Linked DNA regions of Homo sapiens: region 1 is linked to region 2. The links are chromatin loops, found by intact Hi-C in ENCODE. Cell type or tissue: GM12878. All regions are shown on one strand. Each heading gives the region's core, and the rest is flanking DNA. Links, peaks and the distances in the headings are about the cores only. Region 1 has its middle 170 kb from the start of LINC01375. Region 2 has its middle 91 kb from the start of LINC01375.

Evidence for each region. Hi-C counts contacts between places; a loop is a spot of excess contacts. Peaks named below come from ENCODE experiments on the same cell type or tissue, not always from the same donor. Only the 100,000 strongest peaks of a DNase experiment are listed, where the experiment ranks them.
Region 1: it touches region 2 in a loop (5-fold over the local background); 2 of 110 quality-filtered maps call a loop at or near these places.

What each region holds. Positions count from the first base shown.
Region 1 is chr10:90,124,878-90,135,857 of GRCh38, reverse strand. No RefSeq gene overlaps it. Among named protein-coding and RNA genes, the nearest start is that of LINC01375, 170 kb to the right of the region's middle. In GM12878, for the core only: no CTCF peak of the experiment used is centred there; a DNase peak (open chromatin) is centred at 4,987; H3K27ac peaks cover 2,079 bases.
Region 2 is chr10:90,042,652-90,053,631 of GRCh38, reverse strand. No RefSeq gene overlaps it. Among named protein-coding and RNA genes, the nearest start is that of LINC01375, 91 kb to the right of the region's middle. RefSeq lists enhancers at 2,059-2,108, 5,986-6,135. In GM12878, for the core only: no CTCF peak of the experiment used is centred there; DNase peaks (open chromatin) are centred at 1,941, 2,433, 4,361 and 6,251; H3K27ac peaks cover 3,464 bases.

The sequences.
Region 1 (10,980 bases), core at 1,674-9,673, 82 kb before region 2:
TGTTTGATTTGCATAGGGCCCAGGGGATTGGGTTGACCAGGTATGCTATTTATGTAGCTTGAGAAAAACCTGGCCCTTCCACCTTAGCCCTTTAATATGTAAATGTGGGCCGCCATGATGTTTTAAGCACATAGTGTTATTCAGAGGTGGCCATGACACTTGCCTGATGGCAAGGAGAAGAAGGTGGGAATCGCCATATTGGCCATGTCAAATGGACCTAGTTTTGGTTTTTTTTTTTTTTTTTTTTTGAAACGGAGTCTCATTCTGTCACCCAGGCTGGAGTGCAGGGGAGCAATCTCAGCTCACTGCAAGCTCTGCCTGCCTGGTTCACACCATTCTCCTGCCTCAGCCTCCCAAGTAGCTGGGACTACACGCACCTGCCACCACACCCAGCCATTTTTTTTGTATTTTTTTTAGTAAAGATGGGGTTTCACCGTGTTAGCCAGGATGGTCTTGATCTCCTGACCTCATGATCCACCAAAGTGCTGGGATTACAGGCGTGAGCCACCAATGGACCTAGTTTTTAATTGCCAGCATTTACATATGAAAGCTTGCCTGCCTGGCTCCTTAAGCTACTTTTCTGTTACAAAACAAAAAATGTTTTGAGGGTTGTTTCCATTAAAAGAAAAATTTCCATCAAAATCCTTTACCCTATCTAGCTGCCTAAAATTATTTCTTAATAACTCCTGTATTACTGGCGTGTGATGTAATGAACCGGGTTTCAACACGCTCTACGAGATGTTCTGATTTTCACCTGTTGACTGCACTACATAATTTTTTTAGGTTATTTTATGACTCCTAGCCTGTGTACACAAATCACTGAGGAAACTTGATGTTTTTGAAAGAGCTTCAGAAGTAGTGTTCATACATTTATTCCATAAATAATTGTATCACTCACTGATATATAAAAAATGTTCAAATATGAGTAGATGCTGTTGTGGTTATAAAATACATTAAATTTTAATATAGGACTACTGGAAGTTTATTTTCTCATTCTTTGACCATAGATATTAAAAATATAATTACTCTCATGGGGTGACAGTGTGGCAAGGGGATCTGCATGACTTTACAATGTGAAGAAGAAATAAAAGCAGGACCAATATGAGCACATGGCTGTTTGCAGCCACCATCTGAAATGGTTAGTGCCAGTGCTGCACCAGTTGTCAAATACCAACATTCTTATGTTTAATAAATACTAATTTTACTATCTTATCTGTTAAAAGAAATTGGGAAGCCCTTATCTGGAAGTTTAAATAAGTTGTCTATTCTAGAAGCTCTTCTCTATAAAAATTTTTCTCTTGACCAAGAGTTTAAATGGAGCACAAGAGAATTCACGTTTTCGATTCCTGACAATTACCTGGCTTGGGGCACATTCGTCTTGCTACTTAAATTTGAAATGATGTGTCTTAACTGGCAGCTGAGCTGGAGGATCAGTTGACATCTTTTTGTGAAATTTGAGAAGACTAACATGGATGTATATCTCACCTACATTCTAAAAAGGGATTCAAGCCATTCATGGGAACAAAGCTGAGTTTTTTATTCATCTTTATATCTGCTTCCCCCCACCTGACCCCAACAAAATAAAAGGCAATCAATATTCCAGAAAGATCTAAGTAGCCTGGCCAAAATTGCTTTAACATGGAATATTTCACAGCCAAGTGAATCCACATGACTTCTCCACCATTTAAAATATCATTCAGAGAATGACTAATTTTGAGGTACATTATTTCCCATTACCTTCATGAAAAACATGTGCCAAGACCACTGATCAAGGTGTGAAATTACTGAATAAGAATTAAGTACAAATTAGTTGCTTTCTACAAAGTTATTTTTCATTTTGGTATACTCAATCCGTAGTCTTTCTCTTCTGTAATAATTAGATAACATGTCAAGTTGCCTAGTAAGATCTCTCCTAGATAATAATGTTAAAAACATAATACATCTCAATGTGTTATCAGATGATAAGAAACTAATTAAAATGAAGGAAAGTTAGGACATAGTCATGCTTTATCTCACTGGAAAAGCTTGCCTATTTGATTAAGGGGCACCTACTCTCTGTGACTCATGGAATATTATGTTTCAGATGCTATACAAACATCAGTAGCTGAGTGTTGGGCAAGAAGGAGACAAAGGTATTTTGAATTTATTTAACCAACTTTTTGTGCACAAACCAAAAGCTAATGGAAGATCAATAAAAATAACAATATTATATATTATTCCCGATAGATTTCTGCACAAAATAAATATATCTCAATACATCTCATTTCTGCACAAAATAAATATATGTCATGTATAATAGCAATGGGCAAACTCTACCTACTCCTTATATAAAATATTAGCTTGAGAAACTTGAACTTATAATTGATAAAAAATAAATAATAAATTGGCCTATATTTTAAATAGAATGTATTTTAAATAAAAAGGCTTAGTTAAGGGTTGTAATGCTTATCTTTTCCAAAAATGGAGTCTATTACATGCTGGGCCTTACTGAATTGTGCCAAACCTGTAATTTGCTGAAGGCAAATCAGTCTGCAAGGAACATGGCCCATGGTTCACCATGTGTTCTGAATGACTTATGCATATGTAGACAGTGTCTCCTGGGTGATTTCTTTAATAGGAGCTTCACAATCACACATACTAGAGGAGAACAGTCAGTTGAGTTGAAGTAACTTGCTCTATTTGGACCTCAGGACTGGGAAGCAGACATTATATCTTCTGGGATATAGTCAATCATGATATTTCTAAGCATACGTATTATTTTCTATGCCTTGCTTCTCTTACTCTATCAAAATTATGGCACTACTACAATGAGATACCACTTCATACCATTACGATGGCTATTATTAAAAAAAAGCAGAAAATAACAAGAATTAGTGAGGACATGGAGAAATTGGAACCCTTGTAATGGGAGTGTAAAATGGTGCAAGCTTTGTGAAAAACAGTTTGGTGGTAACTCAAAAAGCTTAACATAGAATTACCATATGACCAACTAATTCCCTTCCTAGGTATATATCTGAAAGAATAAACAGCACGGACTTTGACAGACACTTGCACACTAATGTGCATAGCAACATTATGGACAATAGCCAAACGTAAATGACCCAAATATCTATCAAGAGATAAATGGACAAGCAAAATGTAGCATATACATAAAATGGCATATTATTCAGTCATGAAATGGAATGAAATTCTGATGCATGCTACATTGTGGATGAACCTTGAAAATGTTATGCTAAGTGAAATAAGCCAGACACAAAAGGACAAATATTGTGTGATTCCACTTATATAAGGTATCTAGAATAGGCAAATTTGTAGAGACAGAAAGTAGACTATAGGATAACAGGGGCTAAGGGGAGAGGGGAGTGGAGAGTTATTGTTTAATGGATAGAGTCTCTGAAATGATGAAATCTTTCGGGAAATTGACATGGGTGATAGTTTCAGAATTTTGTGAATGTATTTAATGCCATCGAATTGTGCCCTTAAAATAGTTAAAATGATAAATTTTATGTTGTGTATATTTTACCACAATTAAAAAAATATATAGCACTAGAACCCACCATTCTCACTCTGATTCCTACACTGCCCCTCCACTCACACACAAGCCATAATTCTATCAACCTTTGCTATATCCAGTCCAAGGGCCACTGAAAGCACCCGAAGAATCCCTGAAACTGCCTGTCATGGGAAGTCCCAGAAAAACCCCTGTGAAGACAGGCAACCCTGTGATACTTCCCAGAAGATGGTTTCAGGAGGACACCAGTAGGTTCAGCAATTGTAAACAAGTTGTTTTGAATCAATGGCTTCAATTGTGTGATTATTTGAATTCAATGGGTTTAATTAGGTAATTAGTATATAAGAGTATGCACTAGATACAATAATTTAAATTTTTGGAGCACTTGAACATTACTGATTGAAAAAGTGGGAATTTGAAACCATGGGACTCCTTCCCTCTGCATACCTCTCAAACCTCTCCAACTTATTCCCCAGAAAAAATTTGAACCTAAGGAAAATTTATCAATAAACAAAGCCTCCATCAAGGAGCTACTTTGGCCTGAGCAAAACTTCTCTTCAGTCATATCTGGAAGGACAAGTCATGAGTGCTTGGATGTAAAGGAAAATGCTTTGCTACTATCCAATCCTGCAGCAGTTAGAGATCAACTCCATCCTTCAGACCAGTGGTTGCCCTATCACATCCCTGCCACAGATGAAACCATTTTATTCTCTCTAACATCACTGTATTAGTTCCTTCTCACATGGCTATAAGTGACTACTGAAGACAGAGTAATTTATGAAGAAAAGAGGTTTAATTGACTCACAGTTACACAGGCTTAACAGGAAGCATGACTGAGAGGCTTCAGGAAACTTACAATCATGGCCGAAGACAAAGGGGGACCACATCTTACCATAGCGGAGGAGGAGAGAGAGTGAGGGGGGGAATTGCCACATGCTTTTAAACCATCAGATATGTTGAGAAATCATTCACTATCACAAGAACAGCAAGGGGGAAATCCACCATCATGATCCAATCACTTCCCACCAGGGCCCTCCACAAATTCAACATGAGGTTTGGGCAGGGACCAAATCTAAGTCCTATCAATCCCCATTTCTCCTTCCCTCCGGGGGTTAGGAGGCAGAATAGGAATCCAGGAATGGTGACAAGGAAGTATGTAAAAGTGCAACTGAAGTACTGGCTACTGTACTTTCCTTTGCCATGAAAAAAAAAAAAAAAAGATGTTCTAATTAGACACCAGATAGGTAAGAACCTAGTGACTCACTCCAAGTTATACAAACATCTTCATGCAAATTAAAGTATTTGCCACCCAAGCAATAACTCTGTCTTCTACTCTCTTGGCCACAATGGTAGTTGAGCTGGGAGCAACCTTTCAGCACCTGCATCACCATGTTCTGTGGTCTTCTTACTTCGTGTCATTGTTTCTCTTAATAAGTAAGAAAATACCTATAATCAGTAATAACTCCAGCACTGGAGTCAAGTGACTCCAAATCAACAAGTGTTAGAACCAGAAGTCTCTCTAAGCTTGTGTAGTCTAATTCTTGCATTTTAAGAAATAAAGAAACTGAAGCAAGGAGAACTGAAAACATCTGTCTGGGTCACATTTCTTATCTGTAGTAGAGAAGAAAAGTCCCTGCTTTTGGCTTGGTGGCCTTTCCTCAAGAATGTGCTTCTGCCATGGTCACAGTAGAAGTCTCAGCCTTCTTCATAGTATCCATGGCTTTAGTGGATTTATTTCATTCAAACAATGGCTCCAAGTAGAGGGAAAATGTGTTTGTCTCTCTTCAAGCTGTCTACTTTGTTCAGGACTGTGGACTCTGCTTGAATGATTCATATCGTGACAGCCATTACAGACTTGAAACTCTCAAAATGTCATTGGGCCTATGATATATTGGATTTTTCTTAAAACTGGTAAAATGCAAATTGTTAAAAAAAGATATCTTTCCATACCTTATGTCTGATATTTGATAGATAGTACCATAAGAAAATCCAAATGACAGCTTTCAGTTTCTTAATATCAAAATTTGACTAGTAAGAGAGATTTGATTTCCTACTTTGTTTGGGAAATCTGGGAAAATATGGTCATAACTGAGTTTGTGGCCTTGACATCATGGAGCTCACCAAAGCTCTATGATTTTTTTCTCATACCAATAGACAGTCTTCTCTACAGAACTGCATGTTACAAAGAAGCAAAACACTAAAGTACAGACTTAACCTTCACTACCTCTGTGGCTTTAGAAAAATCATCAGCTTTTCTGTATCTTGGTTTTCTCATTTCTGAATTTTTGATACCAATTCCTATCCCAGCCTACCTCATAAGTGATGCTATCTAAATCAACTGAGATTAGCTAATTTATCAAAAATGCTTTAAGGACAATAAAATACTATATACCTTTAAGAAAATAGATCTCTTAATCACCTTCTACCCACAGGAAGCTCAAGAAAACTATTCAGGCTGGTCATAAAGAGTTCAGGCCCTGTGATGAGTTTGGTTCCTTGGATGAAGAAGCAAAAGGAAATGCAGTGTTTTTACTAATTAAATCACCCAGTGAATAAGTATTTATGGAAGGTGGACGTGAACTGAGGTTGGTGGTTTTAAACAGAAAAACAGCAAAGGGGCAGAGATGGGTAATGGAAAGTAGTATTGTAGATCAAGTAGTGAGGTTACTTTAGAAAAAGGATTGAGAAAAGCAACTGAAGGAGAAAAAAGGGGGAAACATGTAATATCAGTTAGTGAAGTAATATGAAAACTAGGAGAACCAGGATAAACAGATGAATATCTCCTTCTGCAGATTCCCTCCTCTTTGTCACTCCTTATCTCTCTATACCTGTGATAGCGAGTGATTCAATTAGTAAGTATTTATTAAGACACACCTGGTCTATACCCAGTTCTGTTCTAGGCCTTGGATAAATTAATTAATAAATGAAACAGACAAAATCTCTGACATCATGGAGCTTGCATTTTAGCAGCCAGCAGGGTGAGGAGGAAGGAAATGAGCAATAAACACAGAAAATTAGACAAAGAAAGGTAATTTTAGAGAGCAATAGAGCTATAAAATATAGAACATGGCAGAAAGGATCCTAAATTAGCTACAGTGAGCCAAAGAAAGACTCTCCAAGGAGAGAAGCTCACAACTCTTTTAGTTCCAAATAATAAAAATCCATATCAAATAACACTAAGAAAACAGATTTTATTGACCCAAGAAGGTAGATAGGACACTAAGGTAGCCTCATGATCAAATGAGTAACTGCAGGGTCCAGGGCCTTGGGGCCTCAGAGATGGGGAAATCAAACCAAGAAAACACAACCTTCCTTTCTACTTCTCATCCCCTTTAGTCTCAACATTCTCAGATTCACATCCTCCCATTAAGGCAAACCCAGTAGAAAACAGAGTGTCTTTTTTTCCAAAGTTTTCTCAATCCAAGGAAACAATTTTGGTCAGGCATGAGTTACAAGGTCATCCCTATGGCTGGGATGGTGGTGGTGGGAGGAGATGGGGAAATGACAGGAAGGAGCATGTTGCTATGGAAGAGGATGGATAAACCCTGTGGACAACACAATATCTACCATAGTTTACTACATTCCACTCCTTGACTTCCCAGCACACTCAAGGCACCCTTCTCTCCTGATACTGAATTACAAAATGCCCACCTACCAAAATGCCAGTATCCCATCTACAACAGAAAACACATCCACCTTTTCCAAAGAGACAACACAAAGCACATCATTTGCTGTATCTAATCCCAAGCCTTTCTTCTCATAGTTTTGTCATATAATAAATTTAAGTAGCCCTACATGACCAGTATAAAATTATAGAGAAATATACAATGTCTGCAATTAAAACTACCATTTGGAAAGCACAGAAAAAAAGAAGCAATGCCAGTCACCTCTGGTCCACAGTGTATACAGCATATTGTTGAGCCAGAATATCAAGGACTTACCTCTCTGGTCATAGTGCAAGCCCATGATGAGCTTCTCTGCCCCTCCCTGGCTACCTGACCACAACCATTGGCCTTCTTGGATATGCCTCAGAATATGACTTCTCTGTGTTACAGTGCTTTATCTACTTTTTGTTGGTACAAGTATAGCTGTGGTAAGGGCCTTAAGGAGTTGAGTAATTATAGGACATCCTTTGCCAGGCTTGGGGTGTCTTTGTCAATATAATTTCCTTAAAATCTGAGTTGGGTGCTGATCTGTTCAATTCTTGTACCCTCCACTACTTAGTCACCAACATCAGAAACTTTATCAAAACATGACCCTTAAATCTGGCCTCAGGTGTCAATGTCTATATTTATCAGGACTCTTCAAGGTTTAAAATTCAGAACGCCACTTAAACATGGAATCTAAGAATGTGACTGCATTTCCCCCTGACTTCAGCTGATTCTCCCTATCTCCCTGAAGATAAATGCACTTTAATTACTGCATTAACCAGATCTTATTCGGTTGCAACAAATAGAAATTAAACTCACATTGACGTTAGGAAAAAATATTTCTTTTCTTTTAAAGTAAATATATTTGGGTTAAAAAGTGAGTTAGTTTAAAGAAAATAATAAATAATAATAATACATTTAAAACGTGCCACATATAGGTATGGCAAAAAGGAATAAAGGTAATAGGCAAACGGCTGATATTTGAAAAGAATGTTGATGCTCAGTTTAGCTGGGCTAGGAGATCAGCTTTGGAATGCATACTAAAAAAGACCATGACAACAAAGAAAGAGGTATAAGAATCAGGACCTTAGACTCTGACTTTCTACTTGATCTGATTGGCTTTATCCACAGACTCTTGCAGATGGCCGTCAGTGGCCCCAGATCCAAATCCTCCAGCTCGGCAACCTCATAAGAAAAGAGAGTACTGTCTTCTAAAATTGATCCTGGGGAAGAGTCATTATTGGCCAGGCCTACATCCTCTTCTCATCTCTCTAGTGGCTATGAGCTAGTAGAGGAGAGAAGGAACAGTTTAAGAAAAGCAGGGGAAAGATTAAGGCAAAGTTTACTGGGCAGACAAGTACTATTGCCAACATTGGCCACCATTCTCACAAAATCATCATTCAAATTAACACTGTACACTAGAAATGATATTGTATTGTGTTCCACAGTTAGAGAGAAATAGATATTGCTGACATGTTAGATGAGTCCTTTAGGCTTTCAATGGGACATTAAGGAAGAAACCAAAGCCTGAGCCCCCATCACAATTTCCAACCCTTTATTTATTCATTTAATTATTCTTTTGTTTAGCAAATATTTATTAAATATTACCATTCCATGGATTCAGTTAAGTGTTAGCTGAGCATCAATCAACAAAATAGACATGGTCTCCACCTTCATAAATAGGAAATTATGAATTATGTAGTCCCACAAAGTGAAATAAGAGGTATGATAAATGATGTACCTGATTCTACGAGAGGAGGTAATAGGGATACCTGACCTATTCTAGGGGTGAGGTTAGAGGGGAAGTGATCAGGAAAGTCTTCGTGGGAGAAATAATATTTAAACTGATAACTCTAGGAGGAGTCCAAAGTGAAGTGCAGTTAGAGTACGCAAAGGCCCAGAGGCAATAAGATCATGGCACATATGGAAAAATGGAATAAGTTAAAGAAAGCCAGTCTGTTTCTGTTTAATAGCATTTGCATCACCTACTTTCTTCTGAGAAGGATATCTCTTTCCACTTGTATCTACTGCATTTCCTTCCAGGCCCGTTTTTATTATCTCTAAAGTTAGAAGGGGCACAAATGACAAAATGTTATAGTTTAGGAGTCAGTGGAAGTAACTAAACAGTGGAAGTTCCATCCACCTCCAAACCATAATTTTAAGTAACATTATATCTGCCTTTAACTGTCATTGCTCCTCCAGCCCCCCATGAAATGGACTTTCATTCTGAGAATAGATTGGCAGCAACAGCTGGCATTTTCCTTAGAAATAGTTGGCTTTGCCTCAAATATAACTTTCCCTGAAGCAGCTTGATGCTCACCAGAGCAGTTGACCTGCATCACAATATGTTCTCTCTTACATCTCCTCGATAGATATGAGATGAGCTGTTACTAAGCTCTGTCCAAGTCATTGGAGCTATGCATAAAAAATAAATAATTGTGCATGACTAAAATGAATGATCTATTATCAGATGCATTTGCATAATTAAGCTTGCTCAAAAAAATTGGCAGAGCACAAACTGGCAGAGTGGCGTTGCATAATATCGACCACAAAGCCTCAGACTGTGATTCTAGCAAAACACAATGAGGTCAGGACTCTGTGTGTGCAGATTAGATAAATGGATCAGCTCAGTGGCAGAAGAACAAACTGCATGCTTAGAATTTTTAAAATGTAACTCCTTTTTGTATAGAATAATATGACTTCTGAGCAAGAATGAGAGCTTGCGAGAGTGGTGGCTTACACCAACAGCAAGAAACCAGGCTGGTTGTCAGAATATTTGGGGCCTGGGTTTAGTTGCGTCTTGTATGTGTTTTCTGGCCTCTGGCCAGACACATAATCATCTTTGCTTCCATTTCATTTTTAAAATGGTGTAACAGTAGTTTCTGTACCTACATAATGAATTGTAAAAAGCACAGAGAAAGAAAATCTCCCACTGTGGGAAGACAAGCAGCCTCTAGATGCTCACGTCTTCACCCTGGAGTCAGCAGTGGGCATAGGTTTGCTGTCTGTTCTATAGGAATTAATTTTGAGCTGGATGAGTTATCCTTCTGACCTGTCCCTCTGCCTATTTCTCATGTCAGAAAGAAGCATCAGAGCCAGCAGCAACCAGCAGCCTGGGCTCTAGTCCAGTGTTTCCTGTAAAAGAGCCTCCAAGAGGGAGATACGGTCGAGAAAGGGGATGTGGTCTCTTCATAGACATGTACCCTGATAACCTAGAAAGGCAGACATCAGAGTACCACAGTACTGAAGGGAAAATCATCAGCACAAAGAAAACCTAAGATTTCTGTATTTTCCTTTTAACTTAAGCTTTTCTGCAACTCCCACAGGAAAACGCAGGCAACAGGCCAAGATTTATATTACCACTGATCCTGTTTGATTTTAAGAGAAGAAATTCTACTCAGATGTAAGTGTGATCTATCTGTGACATCTGTCACCTATTAGTTACAAGAGCTAATTTAGTTTCCTTCTCCTGTGTCATGCTTCTACTGGAGCTGCCTTCTTGGTCAAAGATAAACTTTTCAAATATGAAGACAGCTTTCTTTTCTATCAAGGATGCATAATATTCATATGCTTCAAATTTATGTTACCAACTTAAATGGTGCCGCCATTTTATTCATTATTGTCACTTGGAGGCCTCAAATTAGTGAAAATAGCTTCATGTGAGTTCATCTTCAAAGGCTTCTTTCCTTCAAGTGCTGATCAAATTCGACTGTCCAAAGCAAGTTGCTGTCTTCTCGTGGAAATGTATCTCTTTCAGCAGAGTGAGTAACTGTCGGGGACATTGTAGTAGACCTCAGGGAAGAACAAGAACTAGGAGAA
Region 2 (10,980 bases), core at 1,282-9,281:
TATCTGGTTAATAACCATAGTGCTAAACACAGGCACACACTTGTATGCATGCATTGCCAGAAAAATGCCCTACCAAGCCCACATTCCAAAACATAAAATTATGTGTGTGTGTGTGTGTGTGTGTGTGTGTGTGTGTGTGTAGATAAATAGGCAATTTAAAACTTTGTGGAAATATATATTTATACTATAAACAGTAGTTTAAAATTAATTAAAATTAAAAGGTTTTGATAACAATGCTGATTATATTATTCTAATTCTAGATTAGAATTTCTCATAATGTTATCATGGATTTAGTTTAATATTTGATCTCCCCAAAAGGTTTCCTAAAATTCAAACAGGACATGAAATTTTATATCTTCAAAAAAATGTGTAGATAACTTTGTCAATACCACCTGGTGATGGGGCACTTTGTGAACCCCAGAATATGACTGAGGGTATCCAGAACACCAAGTGCAGTAGGAGCTACACAAATTCAAGATTTGAGGGTCGTGAGTGGCATGAAATTAAAAGGGACAACCGAGGTCATCAGGATAGATGCAGAAATGGAAAAAACTACACAATTATTTCTTCTCAAAAGTGGAGAACACCTCTTTAGGTAGAGCCCTGGGTTGAAGGATCTGAGACTGATTAGCAAAACTGGAAAACATTCTCAGAGGCTTCAATTTGGAAGTGACTGAAAAAAGGTATTTATTATTTGGATATGTAATGAAATCAGTGGTTTTTTCCTAGATTAAGCTCTTAAGAAATTCAGAAATATCCATAAAATATTCCCATCCAAAAGACAGGGCTCTAGCCTAAGGAAAGATGACAGTAAACAGCAGCCTAACTGAGCAGGATCAGAACACTGGGGACTAAAAAAGAGAGAAGGCTTCCTCAGAGGGGTAGAAGCCCAGAGAACACAGATCCTAGAAAGTCTCAAAGTCACATCGCAGAGAATATAGTGTTAGGGACAAACAGCACAGGCTGAGGCAGAACAATTATCTGAATCAGACGTAATGTTAAGAGACTAAGAAGTGGCTACAGAGAGTCATGAATTGAGTCTTTCAAGCTAATAAGAGAGGAGAGAATCCTCAATATGAAGCTGTGAAAACCACCCTGACCTCTTACCCCTCCCAGAGGAACCTTCTCATAGTAGCCCAGGAAAACCCATTCCATTCAAACATGAAAAAGAAAAAGGGATATGATCGAACACTTTATGAAGTTATTAAAAGGCATAAAAAGTTGAAAATCTCATAATGTTTCACAAGGCAATAAGAACATACCAACAATAAGTATGACTTTAAAGCAGATGAAAACCTCTTACCTATTTTTTAATGAGCTAAAATAAAGAAAATAATTGAATCTTTAAAAATCAGCAAAAATCAGAAAGAGAATAGTTCAAAAATGACATCTCTAGACAACAGGAATAAGGTAAAGGATAATTACTGAAATTTTCAAGAGTATTAAAAATATATTTCAGATTAAGATCAAATTACAAGAAATACAAAACAAACACAAACACAAGAGGAAGTAAATACAATCTATAGCAACGAAAGGAAATAAATTACAGAAAATAGATAAGTAAAAGAAAATTCACATAGATATTTCCCTTTTTTTTTGCAAGATGACAGACTAGAAGCTTTTAATATGCCTCAGCCACTTGAAAATAGCAAGATAGTGCATAAAGATCAACTCTCTGAGCTTTAATTCAGAAAACGGGAATCTACCAGAATCCTGAAGGCTATCACAGATCCCAGGGAGGCAAACAGCCCCGTGACAGCATTCAGCTGATAAAAAAGATTGTGGTGCAGCAGGGCTTTCTCTGTTTGATGCCTAGGCACATCTCCAAGGAATCCAAGCACCCACTTACCCAGAATAGCAGCCTGAGCTTCCCCACCCTTCCTGTGCAGAGATTGTGGTAAAGCAGGGCCTCTCCACTTCATGCCCAGGCAGATCTCCAGGCACTCAGAACACCCACTCACCTGAAACAGAAGCCTGAGCCAGCTCACCCCTCCTGTGCAGAGACCATGGTGAAACATGGCCCTCTCTTCTCCACATCCAGGCATATTTTCCAGCAGTCAGAGCATCTGTTACCAGCCTGAGCTGCCCTACCCTTCCTGGGCAGGGATTGTGGTGTAGCAGGGCCATCTGCACAGCCAGGCAGGTCTCCAGGCACCTGAAGCACCCACTCTCCTGGATTAGGGGTTTAGGCCACCCCCATACCCATGCAGATAACTTGGAGCTGAGGAGGTTTCTCAGCTCCACATCTGGGCACACCTCTGAGTACTTGGTGGTCACCCACTTGATTCTTCCTCAGCACTGGTGCACATGTCTGCCATTGGGGGACCTATAAATAGGTCTGCCCAGTCTGGACCTGCTGATGATGTTCCCATGTTTTCCCAAGGCTGAGCAGGGATCTCAGACTACTGTGCACTCCACAGATCAGCCCATTGCCTGAGGTAATGAGAGCTTCTCCTAGTAAACAAGAGTCAAGTATGTACACAGACACATTGGCCACAGCTGGTTCTTACCCATAAGTGCTATGTATTGCCTTGTAGATTGAACCACACATCCCAATATAAAATCTGCTGAAAGAAATGCATAGAGTTATAGAAGTAAAGCCAAACAACCCTACCCAACATTCTGTACAATCACACACCCCAAGGAGGGAGGACTAGGGGAATAAAAGGGAAAAAAAAATCATGTTATAGGGAAAGAAAGAAAAAGAAAAAAATTCTACTCACATGAAAATAATTACAAAAAATTAGCAATACCAGCATCTCCGGATGAGAAGAAACCACCACAAGAATTCTGACAACATGAAAAATCTGAATGTAGTGACACCACCAAAGGATTACACTAGCTCTTCAGCAATGTTTCCTAACCAAAATAGAAACTCATAAATGACAGATAAAGAATTAAAAGCATGGATTGCAAGGAAGCTCAATGAGATGCAAGACAAGTTGAAAATCAACATGAAGAAACTTCTAAAGCAATCCAGGAAATGAAGGAAAAGATGAGTGTGTTAAAAGGAACAAATCAGAGCTTCTGGAATTGAAAAACTCACTTAAGGAATTTCAAAATACAACTGAAAGTTTTAATCAATAGTCTGGACCAAGAAGAAGAAAAAATTTCCGAGCTAGAAGACTAATCTTTCAAACTAAGCAAGTCAGACAAAAAAAATTTTTTTTTTTTTTTTTTTTGAGACGGAGTCTCGCTCTGTCGCCCAGGCTGGAGTGCAGTGGCAGGATCTCGGCTCACTGCAAGCTCCGCCTCCCGGGTTCATGCCATTCTCCTGCCTCAGCCTCCCAAGTAGCTGGGACTACAGGCGCCCGCCACTACGCCCGGCTAATTTTTTGTATTTTTAGTAGAGATGGGGTTTCACCGTTTTAGCCGGGATGGTCTCAATCTCCTGACCTCGTGATCCGCCCGCCTCGGCCTCCCAAAGTGCTGGGATTACAGGCGTGAGCCACCGCGCCCGGCCCAAAAAAAATTTTTAACAAATAGAAATATAAACAAGTCTTCAAGAAATATGGGATCATGTAAAGTGACCAAATCTATAAATTATTGGCATTCTTAACTGACAAGAAGAAAAAGTAAACAACCTGGAAAACATATTTGAGGAAATAATTCAAGAAAACTTGCCTAATCTTGCTAGAGAGGTAGACATCCAGATACAAGAAATCCAGAAAAGACTTGTACATACAAGACACTATACAAGATGAGATACTGTACAAGATGAACATCACCAGGACATATAGCCACCAAGGTCAACAATAAAGAAAAAATCTTAAAGGCAGCTAGAGAAAAAGGTTAGATGATGTACAAAGGGAACTCCTTCAGCCTAACAGCAGGCTTCTCAGCAGAAAGCTTACAAGCCAGGAGAAACTGGAGACCTATTTTCAGCATTATATGATTATTATTATCATCATCATCATCATCATTATCATTATTTTTGAGACTTGGTTTTACTCTGTTGCCTCAGATGGAATAGAGTGGAACGATCACATCTCTCTGCAGCCTCAACCTCCCAGTATCAAGTGAACCTCCCACCTCAGCCTCCTGAGCAGCTGGGACAACAGCCACATGCCACCACACGCAGCTAATTTTTATTATTACTTGTAGAGACAAGGTCTCACTATATTGCCCAGGGTGGTCTTGAACTCCTGGAGGCTCAAGCAATCCTCCCACCTCAAGCTGCCAAAGTATTGGGATTGGAAGGATGAGCCACTGAACTCAGCAATTTTCAGCATTCTTAAAGAAAAGATAATTCCAAGCAAGAATTTCTATCTTGCCAACTAAGCTCCATAAGCAAAGGAGAAAAAAGATTTTTTTTTCTGACAAGCAAGCACTAAGGGGACTTGTTACCACTAGACTAGCCTTACAAGAGATTCTTAAGTGAATTCTAAACATGAAAATGAAAGAACAGTATCTGCTACCACAAAATCACACTTAAGTACATAGCTCACAGACCCTATAAAGCAACTAGACAATGAAGACTATAAAGCATCCAACTAACAACTTCACAAGAGGATCAAAGCCTCACATATCAATGTTAACCTTGAATTTAAATGATCTAAATGCCCCACTTAAAAGGTATAGAGCTGAAAGTTGGGTAAAAAAATAAGACCCTTCTAGATGGGTCTCTTGAAGAAACCCATCTCACACATAACAACACCCATCGGATCAAAGTAAAGTGTTGGAGAAAAACAAATCACACAAATATTTAGAAAACAAAATAGAGCAAAAGTTTCTGTTTTTATATCAGAAATAACAGACTTTAAACCAACAACAGCAAAAAATGACAAAGAAGGGCATTACATAACAACAAAGGGTTCAATTCAAGTTAAGTCAAGAAGAGTTAACTACTTTAAATATATATACCCAACATTGGAACACCAGATTCTTAAAGCAACTACTTCTAGACCTACAGAAAGACTTAGACACCAAGAAAATAATAGTGCAGAACTTCAACCCCTCACTGATGCTCTTAGACAGATCAATTGAGGCAGACAACTAACAAAGAACTTCTGGACCTAAATTTGACACTTGACCATTGGATCTAATAAACATCTACAGAATGTTTCACCCATTAAACACATTTGTCTCAATAGTACACAGAACATACTCTAAAACTGACCACATGCTCAACCATAAAGCAAGTCTCAATAAATTTAAAAAAAGTGAAATCATACCAACCATATTCTCAGAATACAGTGGAATAAATATTAAAATCAATATCAAGAAGATCCCTCAAAACCACAAAATTACATAGGAATTTAACAAATTGCTCATAAATCACTTTTGGATAAACAATGAAATTAAGTCAGACATCAAATTATTCTTTGAAACAAATGAAAACAGAGGCAAAACATATCAAAATCTCTGGGATGCAGCAAAAGCAGTGTTAAGAGGAAAGTTTATAGGGCTAACACACCAACCTCAAAAAATTAGAAAAATTTCAAATTAATGATTTAACATCACGCCTAGAGTAACTAGAAAACACAAGAACAAATTGACCCCAAAGCTAGCACACACACACACACAAAATAACTAAAATCAGAGCAGAACTGAATGAAATTCAGATCCAAAAATCCATACAAAGAATTGACAAAACCCAAGTTAATTCCTGAAAAGGATAAACAAGGCTGATAGACTTCCAGCTAGATTAATAAAAGAGAAAAAGAGAGAAGGTCCAAATAAGCACAATCAAAAATGACAAAGGTGACATTACAACTAATACCACAAAAATACAAAAGATCCTCAGAGACTATTATGAACACATCTGTGCACACAAACTAGAAAATCTAGAGGAAATGGATAAATTTCTGGAAACACACATCTCAAGATTGAATCAGGAAGAAATTGAAACCTTGAAGCAACTGATATTAAGTTCTGAAGTTTAATCATTAATAAAAAACCTACAAACACAAAAAAGCCTCAAACAAAATGGACTCACAGCCGAATTCTACCACGTGTACAAAGAAGAACTGATACCAATTCAAGTGAAACTATTCTAAAAAATTGAGGAAGAGAGACTCTTCACTATCTCATTCAATGAAGCCAACATCACCCTGATACCAAAACCTGGAAAAGACACAACAACAAAAAAAAGAAAACTACAGGCCAATACCTCTGGTGAACATAGACAAAAATATCCTCTACACAATACTAGCAAACTGAATCCTGCAGCACATAAAAAAGTTAATTCACCACAATTAAGTAGGCTTCATGCCTGGTATGCAAGTTTGGTTCAACATACACAAATCAATAAATGTGACTCACCACAAAAGCAGAATTGAAACCCGAAACCATATCATCATCTTAACAGACACAGAAAAAGCCTCCAATAAAATCCAGCATCCCTTCATGACAAGAACTGTCAACAAAATAGGCATCAAAGGAACATATCTCAAAATAGTAAGAGTCATCTATGACAAACCCACAGCCAACATTATATTGAAGGGGCAAAAGCTGGAAGCATTCCCCTTGAGAACTGTTAACAAGACAAGTATATCTCTTCTTACCACTCCTGTTCAACATAGTACTGGAAGTCCTTGCCAGAGCAATTAACTGAAAGAAATGAAGAGCATTCTAATAGAAAAAGAAGCCAAGCTACCTCTTTTCACTGATGATATGACTTTATACCTAGAAAACCATAAAGACTAAGCCAAAGGGCTCCTGGAACTGACAGACAACTTCAGTAAAGTTTCAGGATACAAAATCAATGTACAAAACTGAGTAGCATTTCTGTACACCAATAATGCTCAAGCTGAGAGTATAATCAAGAATGCAATGCAATTTACAATAGCCACAGACAAAATGTAAAATGCCTAGGAATGTATCTAACCAAGGAGGTGAAAGATTTCTGCAAGGAGAAAAACAAAACACTGCAAACATATCATAGATGGAAAACACCGAAAAAAATCATAGTGACACGAACAAATGGAAAACTAGTCCAGGCTCATGAAATGGAAGACTCAATATTATTAAAATGGCCATACTGGCCAAAGCAATCTAGAGATTCAACACTATTTCTATCAAACTACAAATTTCAGTTTTCACAGAGTTAGAAAAACATCCTAAAATTTATATGGAATAAAAAGAAAGAGCCAAAATAGCAAAAGCAATCCAAGCAAAAACAACAAAACTGGAGGCATCACATTACTTAAGTTCAAACTATACTATAAGGCTATACAGTAACCAAAATAACACAATAGTGGTACAAAAACAAACCCACAGACCAACGGAAAATAACAAAGAACCCTGAAATAAAGCTGCATTTATACAGCCATCTGATCTTCAACAAAGTTGACAAAAATAAACAATGGGGAAAAGATTCCCTATTCAATAAATTGTACAGTGATAGCTGGCTAACCATATGCAGAAGAATAAAACTGGACCCCTACCTTTCACCATATACAAAAATAAGATGAATTAAAGATTTAAATGTAAGACCTCAAATCATAAGAATCCTAGAAGAAAATCTAGTAAACACTATTCTGGACATTGGTCTCAGGAAAAAATTTATGACTAAGTCCTCAAAAGCCATTGCAACAAAATCAAAATTGAAAGTGTGACCTAATTAAACTAAAGAGCTTCTGCATAACAGAAGAAATTATCAATATAGTAAACAGACAACCTACAGAATGGGAGAAAATATTTGCAAACTATGCACCCAACAAAAGTCTAATATCCAGAATCTATAAGGAACTTAAACAACACAACAAGACAAAAACAACCCCATTAAAAAGTAAGCAAATGGCATGAACAGACACTTCTCAAAAAAGACGAAGAAGTGGACAAGAAACATGAAAAAATGCTCAGTATCACTAATTATCAAAGAAATGCAAATTAAAACCACAATGAGATACCATCTTACACCAATCAGAATGGCTATTATTAAAAAGTCAAAAATTGACAGATGCTGGTGATGCTGTGGAGAAGAGGGAACACATATGCTGTTGGTGGGGATATAAATTAGTTCAGCCACTGTGAAAAGCAGTTTGGGGGTTTCTCAATAACTTAAAATGGAACCACCATTTGACCCAACAACTCCATTATGGAGTATATATCCAAAAGAAAATCTATTATTCTACCACAAAAACATATGCACTTGTATCTTCATTCCAAGACTATTCACAATAGCAAAGACAAGGAATCAATCTAGATACCTATCAAAAATCGATTTGATAAGGAAAATATGGTACATATACATTGTGGAATACCACACAGCCATTAAAAAATAATAAAATCATGTCCTTTGCAGCAACATGGGTGGAACTGGAGGCCATTATCCTAAGCTAATTGTACAGGAATAGAAAACTGAATACCATATGTTCTCTCTTATAAATAGGAGCTAAATATTTGGTTCTCATGGACATAAAGATGGCAACAGTAGACACTGAGGACTAATAGAGGTCGAAAGTAGTGAAGGTGGCAAGGGTTGAAAACCTAACTGTTGGAAACTATGCTCACTATCAGGGTGATGGGATCATTTGTATCCCCAACCTCAGCATCATACTCATATAACAAACCTGCACATGTTCTCCAGAATCTAAAATAAAATTGGAAACTATTAAATAAATAAATAAAATTGTTATTTTCTATGGGAAAAAAGAAACTAAAAGAAACAAAAGTCTTCTGGAGAAGGTGATAAAGGACCAAGGCAAGGGAGAGCTGATACACATTTTATTGGAGTCCCCAGGAAAGAAAACTGAAGCAATGAAACAATATTTAAAACTATATTTCAAGGAAATGTTGCTGTCATAAAAGACTTGAAAAAAAAGCCATATATATGTGCATTTTAATATTTTGAGAGGGCATTCTCTAATTTGAAAAGTTGACTTAAAATGTTCAATACTGACAAATATTTTAATACAATAATTGGGCTATAAAATATAAGGAAAATATTCTTTGAACATAACAAAAAGTCCATTCTGTATGTCAAAGAAATGCAAACAAGAATCATATTATCATCAGCATTCTTTAAGTAGTATTTTAACTGAGGCAACATTCTCATGGAGAAATTTGAGTGAAGGATTTTATCTTTAGCTAAACTATTCTTCAAGTATAAAGGCCACAGGCAACCAGTTATGAACATGCAGGAATCTATCACAGACCACATTTCAGGAAACTACAAAATTGTCATGAAACCTTCAGCATAAATTTAGAGGTCAATATTAAATGTAGGTAACTGAAGAACTAAAATTAAAAGATGGAAGACAAAGCTATAAGTGCTACGTGCTCTGACAATGTAGAAATAATTCAACTATTAAATTCAGTTTAGCTTAAAGCCGCCTCCTTACATATTTTAAATTTAGCCTAAAGGTTTCTCTCTACATAATGAACTGAAACCTAACCGGATGGTAAATAGATTGTAACCTACTCTTTTACCAATCACCAAGTTTCAGCCAATCAAACATGGTCCAACTGCTGAAAGCAGGTTCAAATAAGGCAAACACCAAGTTGTCACCAATCCAACTGTTTCTGTATTTCACTTCTATTTTGTCTACATCACTCTCTTTTTTCTGTCTATAAACCCTTTCTAACCATAGACAAGCACCAGAGTTGCTCTAAACCCATTCTAATTGAGGGCCAGTAGGGAGGGCGGGTGTGTGTGCCTTATTTGCAAATTGTTCTTTACTCAGTTAAATTTTGCTAAATTTAATTTGTCGAAAGTGTTTCTTTTAACACAACTAACTGAAAATGGGAGAATAGAAAGACAGTAGGTATAAAATAGAATAAGGTCTTTGATTGCCTCTGGTTATTATGTGAGAATAAAATGATATAACTTGAAACTGAAAAAGCAAGTGACAGATGTTTATTTCCGATCATAAGTATAAAACCCTGAGCAACAATTAGTAGACAGAGGGGAGGGAGAGGAAAATAAATAATTAATAACTAATTTTACTACAGCTTATATTAGCAAACTAACAGATAATATCTAAATATCTAAGTAAAGAGATAGCTAAAGGTGTTATATTATAAAGGTATTCATTTAGTGATAATCACTAGAACAAAAATATACACTGTATTAGTCTGTTCGCATGCTGCTAATAAAGACATACCCAAGACTGGGTAATTTATTAAGGAAAGAGGTTGAATTGACTCACAGTTCTGCATGGCTGGGGAGTCCTCACAATCATGGCAGAAGGTGAATGAGGAGCAAAGTCACGCCTTATGTGGCAGCAGGCAAGAGAGCATGTTTAGGGGAACTTGCCTTTATAAAACCATCAGATCTCATAAGACTTATTCACCATCATGAGAACAGCATGGGAAAGATCTGCCCCCATGATTTAATTACCTTCCACCAGGTCCCTCTTATGACATGTGAGAATTATAGGAGCTACAATTCAAGATGAGATTTGGGTGGGGACAGACCCAAACCGTATCATATATCTTCCTAAATACTAGAGAGTGAGAAAATAAAGTAGCTCATCTAGCGAAAAACTTACTGGGTATATATAAAATATGCATTTATATAATACACAAAGTATAAAGCAATATGACAAACCAGAAACAAATAAATCATATTCATACATATAAATGGATTTCAATCATCTATGCAGAAATAATGTTGTTAGACAAGTTAAAGAAATCCAACTCAGTGCTATATACAGAAACATACATCAAATAAAATAATTCAGAAATGTTTAAAAACTAAAAAGCTTTTTATAATTGAAAATACATAAAAACAGCTAGACAGACACACACTAGTATATATTAAACGACCCTTGGGACAATGAAGAATACAAAACAAAATTTTCTAGAAATCTAGAAAACAATAATGAAAGCAAAACACATTAGAATCTGTGAGATACAGCTTTAAAAAAATTCTTCAGGTGAAAATTCCTAGCATTAAATACAATTTTAAAAATAAGAAAGCTAAACATATAATTCAAAAAGCTAGATGTAGAATAGCAAACTATAACACAAGACAGCAGAAAGAAGCGATTAATACATATAAAGGAATTTAATGTCAGTAAACAAAAATAATCA